Linked DNA regions of Homo sapiens: region 1 is linked to region 2. A link is an interaction called in ENCODE POLR2A ChIA-PET data of the cell type or tissue named here. Cell type or tissue: OCI-LY7. All regions are shown on one strand.

Region 1 (5,000 bases), 350 kb before region 2:
TTTTTCAATTCACTTTATGTAGCCCTTTGATGAGCTTTTAATTTTAAAGTAGTTAAATTTATGTGTTTTCATCTTTTGGTTCTTGATAAAGAAATTCTTCACTTTCCCAAGGTTAGAATGATATTCTTTTATGTTATCTTCTAAGAATGTTATAGTTTTGCATTTCACATTTTGGCTTTTAATCCTTCTGAAATTTTCATTTTTCTTTCTTTTTTTTTTTTTAGTATAGTGTAATGTGTCTAGTTTTTTGTTTTTTGTTTTTTAAATAGATACCCAGCTACCCCTTTATTAAAAACTCCACCCTTTCCTCATTGATCTGTCATCTTTCATCCCTTCCTCACCTCTGTCATGTTTCAAGTGTTCATAGGTGTGTGTACCTCTGTCTCTAGACTCTGCACTGGTATATGTGTTGATCCCTATGCTAATACCACACTGCCTCAATTATTATTGCTCTCTAAATGTTAATATCTTGATAATCCACGTCTCCATGTTTTAAAGAACATCTTGGCCCCATGCCATTCTATGTAAATTTTAGAATCAACTTGTTAAGTTCTACCCCTCTGCTCCAAAAAAAAGACAGAGAGAAAATAATTTATTGAGATTTTCATATGAATTTACTTTGAATCCATAGGTCAGTTTGGGGAGAACTGACATTTTTACAATATTGAGCTGGCATCTGTCTATACAACTGGCATACTATAATAACTGCACATTTTTAATTACTATTTTTTTTCACTATGTTGCTCAAGCTGGTGTCAAACTCCTGGCCTTAAGCGATCCTCCCACCTCTCAAATCTCTGGGATTATAAGTGCGAGCCTCCATGCCCAGCCATGTCTTTGTTTTTAAATAAAGTTTTATAATTTTCTGCCTATGGAACTTGCTGTATTTTGATAGATTTATTTTCAGGACTTTGTATCTTTTAAGTGTTTATAAATAAAATCTTTAAAAATTGTTTTCATTTGGAATATACAAAGACAATTTTATTATTATTATTATTTTTTGAGACAGGGTCTCACTTTGTTGCCCACACTGGAGTGCAGTGGCAGGATCATGGCTCACTGCAGCCTCGACTTCCCTCAGATCAGGTGATCCTCCCACCTCAGCCTCCTAAGTATGTTACTTAGTACTGGGACTATACTGTTACTAAGTAGCTGGGACTATAGGCACGTCCCACCACGCCTAGCTAATTTTTCTTTTTCTTTTTTTTTTTTTTTTTTCTTGTAGAGGCGGGGTTTCACCATGTTGCCCAGGCTGGTCTCTACTCCTGGGCTCAAGGGATCTGCCCGCCCTGGCTCACGCCTGCTAGGATTACAGGCGTGAGCCACCCTGCCTGGCCACAAAGGCAGTTTTAAAGTAGATTTTGTGTGCTGCATCCTCATTAAACTCTCTTATTCTAATAATAAATTATTAGATTCCTTAGAACATTCTGTACACACAAATCACCTGCAAAGGGTTTTATTTTGTTTTTTCCAACTCAGATGTTTTCTTTTTTGTCTTGTTTTGCTGGATAGGCCTTGGAGTATGATAGAAGTAGTAGTAGTGTTACCAGTGGCAAATATCCAAGTTTCACAGCATCAAATGTGTTACCGGTAGAAGGTATTTGAGTCACTGGCGGCAAATATATACGGGTCTGCAGCAACTTCAATTCTTGCCTCCTCAGAAGAAAGAATTCGACTGAGGGGCATAAGGCAGCAGAAGAGACCAAGGCAAGTTTCAGAGCATGGGTGGAAGTTTACTTACAAAGGCTTTAGAACAGGAAAGAAAGGAAAGTACACTTAGAAGAGTCCCAAGCAGGCACCGAGGTCAAGTGCAGTGTTTAACCTTGATCCTGGGACTTTATAGGCTGGCCCCTTTCCCATGATTCTTCCCTTGAGGTGGGCTGCCCACATGTGTAGTGCCCTCCTTACCCTTGGGAGGTGAGCAGGCGCAGTGTGTTTAGGAAGTTGTAGACATGCCCATCTGAGGTTTTCTTCCCTTTTCTGGTGGTGTGCCCCCAGAAGGTCATATTCCGCCATTTTGTCTCTTAATGCACATGCTCAAGAAATTACTTCTCCCTGGTCCCTGCCTTCAATTAACACTTTAGCACAACAGGTGTGGACCATTAGGAAATGGCCTTTCCCTGAAGCCGGCTGCCAATTTATCACTTAGGCAATATGAAAACTGCCAGACCATCACCCGACATTCCTAGTGGGCAAGGGAAGAGCCCTCTGCCCTGCTCATGCCTGTCTACCTATTGTAACAGTAACTGGCCCCCTTATCTTCTTCTTAATCTTAAAGGAAATGCTTTTAATTTTTCACCATAAACTATGATGTTTATTTATTTTAATGCTTATTCTTTATCAAGTTAAAGAAACTTGTATTCCTATGCCAAGATTGCCCCCCCTCCCCCACGCCTCCCCCCCCACCCCCCCCCCACCCCCCCCCGCTTCTTTGTGAGACGGGGTCTCACTTTGTTCCCCAGGCAGGAGTGTAGTGGTGTGACGTGGGCTCACTGCGGCCTCAACCTTCTGGGTTCAAGCAGTCCTTCCCCTCTCAGCCCAAGTTGCTGGGACTACAGGTGTGCACCATCACGCCTGGCTGATTTTGGTATTTTTGGTAGAGATGGGGTTTCATCATGTTGCCCAGGCTCATCTCAAACTCCAGAGCTCAAATAATCCACCTGCCTCAGCCTCCCAAAATGCTAGGATTACAGGTGTGAGCCAGCACACCCAGTCCTTATGCCAAGAATTTTTATCATAAGTGGATATTGTATTTGTCTAAGAGTTTTATGCATCTTTTGAGATTTCTATATGATTCCACCCCGCCCTTTATTGAACTTGGTGAATCTTATTAATTGATTTTTTTTTTTTTTTTTTTTTGAGACAGAGTCTCACTCTGTCTTCAGGCTGGAGTGCAATGGCGCTATCTCGGCTCATTGCAACCTCCGCTTCCTGGGTTCAAGCAATCCCCCTGCCTCAGCCTCCTGAATAGCTGGGACTACAGGCGCACATCACTACACCCAGCTAATTTTTGTATTTTTAGTAGAGATGGGGTTTCACCGTGTTGGCCAGGATGGTCTCGATCTCTTGACCTCGTGATCTGCCTGTCTCGACCTTCCAAAGTGCTGGGATTACAGGCATGAGCCACCGCATCTGGCCTAATTGATCTTTTTTCTTTTCTTTTTTTTTTTTTTTTTTTTTTTGAGACGGTGTTTCGCTCTTGTTGCCCAGGCAGGAGTGCAGTGGCGCGATCTCGGCTCACTGCAACCTCTGCTTCCCAGGTTCAAGTGATTCTCCTGCCTCAGACTCCCTAGATCTACCTTAGCCATAATATTTTATATTAGTAGATTAGGTTTGCTATTATTATTTAGTATTTTTTCATATATGTTTATGAATGAAACTGGCTTGTATTTATATTTTTCACACTTTATCAGGTTATGGTATCGAGGTTATGCTGGTCTCATAAAATGAGTTAGAAGTGTTTCTGGTTTTGTTGTTCTCTGGAAACGTTTGTGGAGGATTAGAATTATTTGTTCCTTGAATTTTTGGAAGCACTTGGGTAAAATCAACAAGGCTTTTTATTCTCTTGGGAAGATTTTTACTTACCTACTAATTCAGTTTCCTTAAATGCTGTGGGACTCTATGGATTTTCTATTTCTTCTTGAGTCAGTCTTGATAAATTATATTTTCTATAGAGTTATTCATTTTTAAGTTTTAATTGTATTGACATGAAACGCTTCACAATATATTCTTAATCTTTTTATTATCTGCAGCTTTTTTTTTTTTTTTTTTTTTGAGACAGGTTCTGACTGTGCTGCTCAGGCTGGTCTTGAACTCCTGGCCTCAAGTAATTCTTCTGCTTCAGCCTGTCTAGAGTGCTGGGATACAGGCTTGAGCTACTGCACCTGACCTGCAGCAGTTTTTGATAGGCCTTTTTGTTACACTTAAATTGTTTGTTTGCTCCTTCTCTCTTATTTTCTTGTTCCATCTTACCAGAAGTTTATACGTTACAAAGTGACAAGATTCTTTTGAAAGAACCAAGTTGGTGTTTCTATTATGTGGAAGTTTTTTTTAATGGTATTCATTATTGGTCTTACCTTTATTATTACCTTTCCCTCTATTTTCTTTGGATTTATTTATTTCTCAGTGCTCTTATCCTTATCTTCTCTGTACCATTTAATAGTATTAAACCACTCCATCCTTGTAGCTTTCTCATCCCTGGCTCCTGAAACACACTAGACTTTTTTTAAAAAAAAAAAAACTATTTTTGTTTTAGATGTAGGGGGTAAATGCACAGGTTTGTTACATGGGTATATCGCCTGATGCTGAGGTTTGGGATTCTAATGATTCTGTCACCCAAGTAGCAAACCTAGTACCGTAGGTAGTTTTTCAGCCCTTGCCTTCTCCTTCCCTTCCCCCTTTTGGAATCCCTAGTTTCTGTTTCTGTCTTTGTGTCTTATGTGTTTAACTCCCACTTAAATGTGAGAATATGTGGTATTTGGTTTTCTGTTCCTGTGTTAATTCACTTAGGAAAATGGCCTCCAGCTGCATCCGTATTACTGCATGGATTTTGTTCTGTTTATGGCTGCATAGTATTCCACGGTGCATATGTACCATATTTTCTTTATCTAATCCACTGTTTTGGGCACTTGGGTTGATTCCATGTCTCTGCTGTTGTGAATAGTGCTGTGATAAACATGCAAATGCAGGTGTCTTTTGGGTAGAACGATTTATTTTTCTTTGGGTATATATCCAGTAATGGGATTGCTAGGTTGAATGGTAATTCTGTTTTTAGTTCTTTGAGAAATTGCCAAACTGCTTTCCACAGGGACTGAACTAATTTGCATTCCTACCAACAGTGTGTACGTGGTTTTTTTTTTTTCAGCTTTGTCAACATTTGTGGGTTTGTTTTTTTTTTTTTTACTTTTTAATAATAGTCTGCCTAGTGTGAGATGGTATCTCATTGTTATTTTGATTTGTATTTCTGATGATTAGTGATGTTGAGCATTTTTTCATGTTTG
Region 2 (5,000 bases):
GTTTATACACATGCACTATCTGGGCAAGTACTTTGTGAATATGTGCATGATTGTGAATGTGTGATGAAAAGGGCCACTTTACTTGAGGAAGGCATGGAACAGAAAGTATGGGGTTTAGATATGAAAAATGAAACTGCATTTTTCTTCTGGAGGGTCTAAACATAGTAGCAGACGAGAGAGGGGCAGTAAAAATGACAAGAATGTGACATTGCGGCACCATGCTTGTGGGCATCAGAATACCTTTCTATCCCCCAAGTCTCCTGTTAGTCACATTATTTGGTGTATTTTGTGAAAAAAATAGAGGCCCCATTCCCAGGGCTTGTTCATTAATAAAGGGGGCTCTTGGCAGGGAACTCATGAAGTACAGGGACTGATTTTTGTTGGTGCTGCAGCCCCACTGCTTAAAACTCTCCTTTCTCAAAGCAACCATGATCAGGTGTTTTATTTGCATGGTTGATACTGGAACTTCTAAATTTGGGATTAAAGAAATTCATCTGTGTCTTAGGTAGCACAAAGTTATTAACAGGCCAGGAAGACCTTGTTTCTTTCAGGCTTCCATAATGGGTTTGAAAGAAAACACGGATTCTTCTACAGCAACAGAGTTAAAGAAATAGTCATAGTCATTCTTCCACGATCTTTGTAGTCTAGCTTGAATTTCAAACTGTGTCCTTCCTTACTCCAGAGAGGGAGCAAGAAAAAAAACCTGGATGCTTTGAAGGGATCTGCCACTATTTAAAAGGGGATTAGGATTCTGTTTCAGCTGCATGTGGAACTAGGTAAGCTTCAGTGGCCTCAGAACTCCAGGCCCCTCACGGAGATCACCCTGAACAATGCCCAGTTTTTCATGCAGGTTTTGTCCTATGACCAGTTAACTACATGTTCAATAAATAAATGTCAAAGAAATAAATGCGTGAAAAGGCAACCAGTTCATCATCTTATGATTAGGTTTTCTTGATTAGGGATGTGTTTAGTACAGCTGAATGAACAAGTTCACCCAGCTGCTGGTGACAGAAACCCAACTCAAACTAGCTGATGAAAAACAGAACTATACAGATCAATGAATCTCTCCCCCTTTTTCAGCCTCATAGAACTGAAAAAAACAAACCTAAATACAGTCACCCAAGTGATGTCAGGAATCTCTCATGGTATTGGTCTCTGCTTTCCCTCGTATTGGCCATATTCTTTTTTTTTTCTTTTTTAAAAACTTATTTAATTAGTTTTCCTTAATAGTTGCAGCCAAGGCTGTCTCTTTTTTCTCTTCTTTTCTCTTCTTTTTTTTTGAATGAGACAGAGTCTCGCGCTGTCACTCAGGCTGGAGTGCAGTGGCACAATCACAGTTCACTGCAACCTCTGCCTCCTGCATTCAAGCGATTCTCGTGCCTCAGCCTCCCAAGTACTGCAGTTACTTTTGCACCAACCTAATAGCTCGGATTACAAGTATGCACCACCATGCCCAGCTAATTTTTGTATTTTTTAGTAGAGACCAGGTTTCACTATGTTGGCCAGGCTGGTCTCAAACTCCTGGCCTCTAGTGATCTGCCTGCCTCGGTCTCCCAAAGTGGGATTACAGGCATGAACCACCACGTCCAGCCAGTCATTTTCTTAAGTAGGTTCTTCCCAGCCTGCAAACCCAGTGAAAGGGCTTATTCTTTCACCATTACTGTGGGGAAAAAGTCCTGTAGAGGCTTTCCATAGGCCCTGTGTGACTCACGTGTCTATACCTGAATCAACTGTTACAACCAAGCAGATGCAGAGACTGCGTGCCCTCTCCTGGAGCTAGGAGCTAGGTGAGTCAATCCTGCACTTTCTCTACAAGGCTTGCAAAGGTGAGCAAGAAGATTCCCCAAAGTGAAATCAGGGTGCTGTTACCAAAAGAAGCTATGCTGGCAGGCAAAAAACAACAGCTGTTTCCCATAGGGCAAAACCTGAAACACCCAATTACTATCCCATTGTTTGCTTCAAAATTAAATTTTGTTTGACCCCAACTAGTTCTAGTCAAGTTTTTGCTCGATGGACCACGTGAAAAAAGGATAAACAATGTCTCTATATAATGCATGATCAGGTGGTTTATGAAGATGTCAAGAGCACTGAACAAAATCCAAATGCTCACATAAAATGGGATTAGGTTTCATAAGCCACCCAAGAAAATCAGTCTCATTATTTTATGTAATAATGTATTACTGTGCCCAGAGCTAACCTGTAGCTCTAGGGGAGTACAATGTGTTTGTATTATTCTTCATTGTACACAGTGCCTCAGACATAGTAGGTATTCAATAAATATTTGTTAAATCATGAATGACTGAATTGATTTCAGAGCTGAGATGGGATTATTTTCAACAGTCATCCCTGCTTAACACCTCTTTTATCTGACAGCAGACACCTGAAATGTCATCATTGGCTTCCTTCAATATGCAAATACTTCTGAGAGAGATCATTATTTGGAGCCTCCTTTGTCATTTACACCTTGGTGTGAGAAGTTTCTTGAGACCCTTCCCAGAGGGGGTTACAAAAGAGGAGCAAAGTGCACAAAATTCTAGGGTCAGGAGACACACTTTTCTGCCTTCCCAGTTTTGTTGGGGTAACCCAGGCTCCCCATGAGCCCTGTGCTGGATGTCCTGATCACAGTGGCTATGGATGCTGACAAGAGACCATTATTCCAGTTTTGCCCGCAAATCCCAGGAGAGCTGTGGGAATTCCAGCAAAGTCCCACTGTGGTCAAATGGGGCAGGAAACTGGTTCTTTGAGACTCCTCAGAGGAGGAAGAGATGATGAATGTATTACATGCCTCAGAGGGTAAAGGAAGCCAACAGTAAAACCACCCACATCCAAAACAGGAACTAAGAGATGTCTTACACATCCCCCTAATCCTGAAAAGCTGTGGGGCTTCTCCATGGGAGCTGAACACCCTCCGCCTGGAGCAGCCAGGAAGACACTATGAGGGAAGCAGGATGCCGAAGGAAGAGGTCAGAAAAGGCTAGGATTCTGGGCAGGCGCGGTGGCTCATGCCTGTAATCCTAGCACTTTGGGAGGCCAAAGCAGGTGGATAGCTTGAGGCTAGGAGTTCAAGACCAGCCAAGATGGTGAAGTCCCGTCTCTATTACAAATACAAAAATTAGCTGAGTCTGTTGGTGTGCCTGTAATCCCAGCTACTGGGGAGGCTGAGGCAGGAGAATCGCTTGAACCCGGGAGGTGGAGGCAGCAGTGAGCTGAGATCACGCCACTGTACTCCAGCCTGGGTGACAGAGTGAGACTCGGTCTCAATAAAAAAAAAAAAAAAAAAAAGGCTAGGATTCCCGCCCCCAAGTACTCCTGCAAGTAATATGACTCTAGTCCTTCATGATGTAGTTTTACATAGAAATTTAAGAAAGTGGCCAGGTGCAGTGGCTCACACCTGTAATCCCAGCACTTTGGGAGGCCAAGGTGGGTGGATCACCTGAGGTCAGGAGTTCGAGACCAGCCTGGCCAACACGGTGAAACCCCGTCTCTACTAAAAATACAAAAATTAGCTGAGCAGGGTGCCGCACACCTGTAATCCCAGCTACTCCGGGGGCTGAGGCAGGAGAATCGCTTGAACCTAGGAGGCGGAGGTTGCAGTGAGCCGAGATTGTGCCATTGCACTCCAGCCTGGGCGACAGAGTGAGACTGTGTCTCTAAAAAAAAAAAAAAAGAAAAGAAAGAAATTAGAGAAAGTTACTCTAACTTGGGTAAACCCCTAAGTCAGTTACCACACTTACCAGGTGCTTCTGTTTTAAAGAATGAGTGGACTGAATTGCACTTTAACCAGCATGCAGAAACAAAATTCTAGAATAATTATATGATTGGTACTCAAAGGATGGATATTGCCAAGACACAGATACTCATTCCCCCCCAAGAAAATAATAGCCTCTTCAAACAATAGGACCTCCAATACTAGTCACTGCTGTTTGACTATCTAAGGAAGCCACACATGCTAGACGGTGCCAGGCACATCCCCATCACAGTTGCACCTGGCCTCTCAGGAGTGATACAAACAGGCTTATTGACCACCTCTGGAAGCAGAAGGGATGGAGAAGCACAAAAGGGCCTGTTTTACATTGCTTCTAATTCTGTGTCTCCATTCTACCAAGAACAAAGAAATGCAGTTTCAAGACCCCTGTTTTCTTTGTGGCTTAAAAACGTTAATTATCCTAATTTTTTTCTCATTGTAAAAGCAATGCATCTTTATTTTAGAAAATTGGTGGAGGGGAAGAAAAAATTTTAAGAAGCAAACAAAAAAGTATTTTTAAGTCCACTATCTAGGGATAACTAATGTTACTATTTTATGGATATTCTTCTTTTTTTTTAGTGCATTATATACGTTTTGTTTTAATTCTTGGTTGGTGCAAAATTGGGATTTTACTATATCTAATTTTCTCTTTCTTTTTTGTAACATACTCTCATGAGCATGTCTTCATAAAGAATCACAAGTTTGATCATGAAAATGATACACTTTTGTGTTAACCAGAAACATCTGACCAGAACTAGGTCTGTATAAAACAGAGGGTAATAAGATGAACAGGTAATAAGACTCCTTGGTGAAAGTGAAGGTGTCCCAGCGGAGAGCAGTTCTTTCACAATCTACATCTGAGATTCATATTACCCCTCTGACCTCATGTACTCTCAGAACTTAAAAACAAGCAAAACCTTTTGAATGAAAAATGAAGAGGCTGAGGCAATTCCAAGAATTCATTAATAGTGATTCAATGAAGGGACTGCAAAATTCAGAGGGACACATGATCTAAACCTCATAAAAAGGATCACTGAGGGAAACCAAATAGAAATATGTTTAGTAAAATGTAGCTGAAGCTTTTGCTGGATATTGGACTAGAATCTGGAAAAAGACACAAATTTTCAGTCAGATCCAAGTTTCTGTTTAAATTGGAGGAAGGCTTGCTGTGCGTGACACAAGCCTACCAAGACAACTGCCATGGCCTTCTAGTCCATTAGTACATAACCCCACAAGCAGCAAACAAGGCTCAGCA

What was found. ChIA-PET counts read pairs that join two places held together with the same protein. Peaks named below come from ENCODE experiments on the same cell type or tissue, not always from the same donor. Only the 100,000 strongest peaks of a DNase experiment are listed, where the experiment ranks them.
Region 1: POLR2A ChIA-PET joins it to region 2 with 16 read pairs; 1 of 35 experiments calls an interaction of 5 or more read pairs at or near these places.

The regions. Positions count from the first base shown.
Region 1 is chr1:167,354,964-167,359,963 of GRCh38, forward strand. All of the region lies in intron 2 of POU2F1 (POU class 2 homeobox 1), which reads left to right. Among named protein-coding and RNA genes, the nearest start is that of POU2F1, 140 kb to the left of the region's middle. In OCI-LY7, no CTCF peak of the experiment used is centred here; DNase peaks (open chromatin) are centred at 1,228, 1,678, 2,008, 2,548 and 1 weaker place; H3K4me3 peaks cover 3,083 bases; H3K27ac peaks cover 5,000 bases.
Region 2 is chr1:167,706,401-167,711,400 of GRCh38, forward strand. It overlaps RCSD1 (RCSD domain containing 1), which reads left to right. Exons shown (of 7, transcript NM_052862.4): 7 at 1-2,296. Among named protein-coding and RNA genes, the nearest start is that of TRP-CGG1-1, 5.8 kb to the right of the region's middle. RefSeq lists an enhancer at 748-947. In OCI-LY7, no CTCF peak of the experiment used is centred here; a DNase peak (open chromatin) is centred at 2,801.